2 separate regions of the Homo sapiens genome follow, and region 2 is linked to region 1. Evidence: chromatin loops called from intact Hi-C (ENCODE). Cell type or tissue: CD4-positive, alpha-beta T cell. All regions are shown on one strand. Each heading gives the region's core, and the rest is flanking DNA. Links, peaks and the distances in the headings are about the cores only.

The links. Hi-C counts contacts between places; a loop is a spot of excess contacts. Peaks named below come from ENCODE experiments on the same cell type or tissue, not always from the same donor. Only the 100,000 strongest peaks of a DNase experiment are listed, where the experiment ranks them.
Region 2: it touches region 1 in a loop (5-fold over the local background); 3 of 110 quality-filtered maps call a loop at or near these places.

What each region holds. Positions count from the first base shown.
Region 1 is chr20:53,156,571-53,159,487 of GRCh38, reverse strand. All of the region lies in intron 1 of TSHZ2 (teashirt zinc finger homeobox 2), which reads right to left. Among named protein-coding and RNA genes, the nearest start is that of TSHZ2, 190 kb to the right of the region's middle. RefSeq lists a silencer at 1,949-2,068. In CD4-positive, alpha-beta T cell, for the core only: CTCF peaks have their summits at 1,052 and 1,252 (motif pointing left); a DNase peak (open chromatin) is centred at 1,257.
Region 2 is chr20:54,198,100-54,201,016 of GRCh38, reverse strand. No RefSeq gene overlaps it. Among named protein-coding and RNA genes, the nearest start is that of PFDN4, 8.5 kb to the left of the region's middle. In CD4-positive, alpha-beta T cell, for the core only: a CTCF peak has its summit at 1,195 (motif pointing right); a DNase peak (open chromatin) is centred at 1,186.

The sequences.
Region 1 (2,917 bases), core at 291-2,790:
CTTTTTCTATAAAGGGCCTGATAATAAATATTTCAGGCTTTGAGGGTCACATGGTCTCTGTAGCACCTACTCAATTCTGCCATTATAGTACAGAAGCTGCCACAGACAATACGTCAACAAATAAGAGTGGCTGTGTGCCAATAAAACTTTATTTCCAAAAACAGATGTTGGGCTGGACTTGGCCCATGAGCTGTACTTTGCTGACTCCACTATAGAGGATGAGGAAAAGACAAAAACACAGGCTCAGCCTGGCATTTAACTCTGGAAACTAGGGTGGTACATTCCCTGCCTTGCTTTATGAACTTTGGCACATCAATTGATCTCTCTGGGACTCAGTTTACTTAGGATTAAAATGAGATAATGGTCATAACAAAGCATGGTTGTGAGGGTAAGAGGCTGTCAAATAAATGAGCTGGAATTCGACAACCTTGTTTTGTACCTATCGTATTTGTTTTCATGTTTACTTTCTATCTGTCGTCAGTTCTGCTAATTTTCCCTGTATAGTTATGAAATAAAATTTCTTTTAAAAATAAATGTAATGAAGGAAAAGAGGGAGAGTCAATGTAAAGAATGTTTTAAGGTTTAAAGAAAGATTGTTGTGGCTTTTGTGTGCAAAGTGGGCAGGTGAGGCAAAGACCAGCCAGGGAGGCCATGGGAGAAACTACTACAGGAAGTCTGGGTGTGCACCCATGGTGGCCTGGAACAGGCGGTGGTGATGAAGGAGGGATTTAGCTTGTCCCTCCATGGTTGGGGAGGGGGTGGTCCTTGAGGGCCACGACATTATCACAGCTGGAGCGTTCCAGGGCCCGACACTCTGACAGGCAATGAGGCAGGGTCTTGGAAATGGATGTTGATAGAGTAAAAACAGGAGCCACTTTCTGGGGATATTGAGATCATCTCATTTAAAGGACACGCCACTTACTCTGTCCTTCTTAGTGTCCTGTTCTCCCACTGATAGGCTCAAACTTCAAAAATTAACCCACAATCCAACCATTTCTCACAACCTCCACCACTATCAGCCCACCACTATCAGCCCAGCCACAGCCACTACCGACTGCCACAGCCCTGTCCTGCCTGCCTGCTCCCAGCTCACCCCCACCACGGTCCATCCACCGGTGTGCAGTCAACCTGCTCACAGGTAAGTCAGATGATGCTTTTCTCCTGCCCCAAACCTTCTAGCCTCATCCATTACTCTTCCAGTGAAATCCAAAGTCCTTATGAAGTCCCATAGGTTCTGCACAGTCTGCCCCCTGGTGGCCTCTTCCACTTTTGCCTTCCTCATTCGGCTCCAGACATCCGGGTCTCCTTGCTGTCTCTAAAGCCCATGGTGACTTCCGGGTCTTGGCTGTTTTCTTCCACCTGGGACACTGTTCCCTCCACGGCCCCACAGCTTCCTTCCTCACTTCATTCAGATCTTGTTCAAATATCGCCTCCTCAAATGAGATCTTCCTTGACTAATCCACCCAAGGCAGCAGCAATTCACAATCCCCCACTCAAATTTCTCAGTTTCTCTCTGTATGACAGTGTTCACTACCTGAAATTCATTGGTTTGTGGCTGTGACTGCCCACCACTCTTTCCCTTTAGAGTATAACCTTCTTGAGGTCAGGAACCTTTACTACTCTTTATTGCGACCCCCAAATGCCTAGGAAACATAAAGTAGGTATTTAATGTATGTGAGTTGAATAAATAAATAAATACATGAAGAACACTCAAGGAACCATCCATTCATCTCTCCCTCTCTCTAAAAGCAGAAGTAAATCAGTTTCATTATCAAATAGAGTAAATATGTTGAGATGCATTACTATACATAACACTAGTTTCACTTGGTGTTAACCAAACAACTTTATCTAGTGCTTCCTATAGCAAAGCAGAAATTTTCATGATGAGAATACTTTCTTTAAAAATACCAATTCGGGGCGTGGCATGGTAGTGCGCACCTGTAGTCTTAGTTACTCAGAAGGCTAAAGCATGAGGATTGCTTGAGCCCAGGAGTTTCAGACTGCAGTGAGCTACAATCATGCCACTGCACTCCAGCCTGGACAACAGAGCAAGATCCTGTCTCTAAAAAAAAAAAAAAAAACCAACTCAATGTTGGAGGATAGAACAGGTTTGTTCAACAGAACATTAGTAAAATGAATTTATAGAGAGTTCCAGAAAACTGCCAAAGGAAGTAATTCTGTTCAAACCCACTGGAGACACTGATAAAAGGTAGAATCCTTAAACACAATCAGAGTGTTTTACGCCCATAAGGATCTAAGCTCTAAAAAAAATTGTTCCTAGAATTACTAAATTTCAAGCATAATTGAGAAATTAGCTTCTTTGCTCATAGAGGGTAAGATTCTAGCTGTACTGAAAATTGAGTAGAGGTAGATGTTTGGAGGAGTTTCAAAGGGCAGATACGAAAGCAGGACTTGCAGTTTTCACACATGCAGTAATAAAGCTTGCATGTGATGCCAGGAGTCACAGGTAATTAGATGGCACAAGCAGCTGAAAGGTCTAATGTTTCTCTGCTTAATAAAGCTCTGCACCTTCTTGCTTAACTTCTCTTAGGCAGATAGAAGTCGTGAGATGGTATCTGTCCCCAGAGATAGAGATGACACTCAGGTCATTTCAACAGCTCTTATTTCCCCCTACCTACAGAAACGTTATCTTATAATCTTTGACTGCCTTTAGAATATAACCTATTGGGGAAATGAAGTAGGCCAGAAAAAAAATTAAGAAAAAGTATTAATTCAGCACAGTGTAGAAATCACGACATTTGGTCTTTCATCCTGAAATGTAGGACAAACTTGAGCAATTCTTTTCTTTCTGGGCTACACAAGCCTCAGTCGTCTCTGAATCATGGGAGTTTGCCCTTCATGATGAGATCTGGGTTTTAGTCCTGACATTTGCTGGATGGGTAACCTTGGGAAAATC
Region 2 (2,917 bases), core at 209-2,708, 1.0 Mb before region 1:
CAACAATGACCATTTGGAAAGACTTTCCCTTATGCCAGGTTGAAAACTGGCCTCCCACTGACTGGATCCAGGCTATGTTTTCTTTGACCCATATGGTATTTTTCTTTAGTGGAACCAATATTTGAGATTTTTAGTTTTGCTTGAGCTGGTACAATCAGCATCCTGGTGACATTGCACCTGTGTTTCTGCCTGATGGGCAGCTGCTGGTGCTGCTTTGGCCTGGCACATTCGGCCAGCAGGCTCTCTCCTGGGCCTGGCAGACCCCCCCACTCACAGAGCGCACACAGGTACATGTAGGGCACCTGCCCATCCATGTGCTCACCTGTGAGGCCCTCCAGGTATATGAACTTGTAACTCCCAGCCTTCTGTTTTAACATACCTAAATGAGAGCATTTATGCGTGTGTTTGTTTGAAATTTCTACCATGCTAGGTGCTATTGCAAGCAGAAAAATAAAGCAGACAAGGTGCTTGGCATCATGAAGCTTATGGTTGGCAAACATATGACCAAAGTCACAGCACCAGAAGCTGCAACCCTGGGGCGAGTCCAGGGGAGAAAGAGCTTGAATCTTGCTGGAGTGGTCCCTGAGGACTGTGGAATCAGTGGGATGTTGCTTGGACCAAGAAGGGCAGGTGCTCAGCATTGAGGGCATAACACTGAAAAAACAGACAAAACTCTTTGTCCTCATGTAGCTTACATTCTATTGATAGGAAAAAGATCATAACCAAAACATATAAGTAAATTATACAGTATGTTAGAAAGTTTTATTAGTATAAATGCTATTAATCGCTCCAACAAGAACTCATAAAATTATAATAAAAGACTGTGTGACTACCATCAGGAACACTCCGTGAGGAAGATATAAGGACAGAAATGGTCAGTATATTGACTGGAAAATGAAGAGAAAAAAAAAACCTGTTTGAATTGGTATGTAAGCTACAAAATTGTCCAGACATGTCCCAGTTTAATTTAGATTTTGTCACAAAGCGAGAATGAGGTTATCACATCATTTCCTGGCAGTACGCACCTGGGTGCCCTCCAAAACCTGCAACACCTGCTCCAGGCTCCTGGTTCTAAGATTTAAAAAGGAAACCTTGATCAGATTCCTCTTCCATGCTGGCCATGAGGAGTGAGAGGCAAGAAGGAGCAAATCCCCAGGATCACGCAGCAATTTGGTTTGGCGCCTGCAGAGGGCACCCGAGGAACATGACAGTGTTCCCCAGACTTAAATCATTCAAATCCACCTTCCGAATATTTTGCACTTCTTTTGAATCTTACTGTGCTGGGTAATGTTAAGTACTGTCAGTTTGTATTTAGCTAAACAATTTTGCAAATGGTTTTTCCATAACGCTGTTTGAAATGTTTCATTGTTTTCCCATTGCACTTAAATTTCTTACCAGGGCCTAGCCTCCCTCCCTGACCTTGTTTTGGACCATCTTTCCCCTCACTCACTGTGCTTCACCCTCTTGGGCCTCCATTCTGTGAATGCTACACGCTCCCTCCTGCCTCAGGGCCTTTGCACTTGCTTTTCCTGCTGCCTATGATGCCTTTCTCCTATTGTTCAGCCAGCTGCATTCTACCGTCTGCCTATCCTTAAGACTCAGCGTCTATGTTACTCCCATCAAGGAAGCTGCTATGATTTGAATGTGTCCTCCAGAGTTCGTAGTTGAAATTTAATGGCCAATGTGGTTTTACAATGAGGCGGGGGTCTTTAAGTCTGAGGACAGAGCCCTCAAGAATGGGATTGGGTCTCTTATAGAAGGGCTTGAGGGAACGAGTTTGTGTTGGTCCATTCTCCCACTGCTATAAAGAACTGCCCAACACTGGGTAATTTAGAAAGGAAAGAGGTTTAATTGACTCGCAGTTCCACATGGCTGGGGAGGCCTCAGGAACCTTACAATCATGGCGGGAGGTGAAGGGAAAGCAAGGCACCTTCTTAACAGGGCGGCAAGATCAAGAATAAATGCAGGAAGAACTACCAAACACAAAACCATCAGACCTCGTGAGAACTCACTCACTATCACGAAAACAGAGTAGGCGAAACCGCCCCCTTGATTCAATTATCTCCACCTGGTCTTTCCCTTGACACATGGAGATTATGGGGATTACAATTCAAGATGAGATTTTGGGTGAGGACACAGCCAAACCATATCAAGGTTCATTCTCTTCTGTTCTTCTACCATGTAAGGACATAGCATTCTGCCCTGCAGAGGACACAGCAACAAGTTGGCATCTTAGAAGGAGAGACTGGACCTCTCACCAGCCATTAAACCTACAGGTGCCTTGATCTTGGATTTTCCAGCCTCCAGAACTGTCAGGAATAAATCTCTATTGTTTATAAATTACCTAGACTCAGGACTTTAGTTGTAGCAGCATAGACTGACTAAGACACAAGCTTTCCTCAAACGCACCCATCTCCCAGACAAGAGCAGCATCCGCTGCCCCCTAAAGCAGCTTTCTACGCCTCCCTGGTATATTCCCTTTTGAATTCTGTGTCCCTGTTAAACTGAGAGCACCAAAGGAAACAGATCATGCCTGTTTTCTTCATCTCTGTTGTTGCGGCACCAACAGGAAAGTAGGTGCTTAACAAATGTTAACTAATGAATAAATCAATGCATGAATAAATAAGTGATAATGTATTTAGAGATTAATACAGTAATATATAATACAGCGTAAGCTGTTGAGGAATTCACTCCACTACAATGTACAAGAGTCCATAACTTATTGCATTCTTTTTGTTTTGTTTTGTTTTGTTTTTTGGCTAGGCCTAGTACTTACGCAAATTGTGATCATGTGGACTCATTGTTCGAGCAACACTCCTTTCTTCAGCAGATGGCACTGTGACCCCAAAATCTGGCATGTTATTTTTCTCTCTGCAACTCCTGAAGAATTGTCTACACGCTGCAAAGCAAGATGACA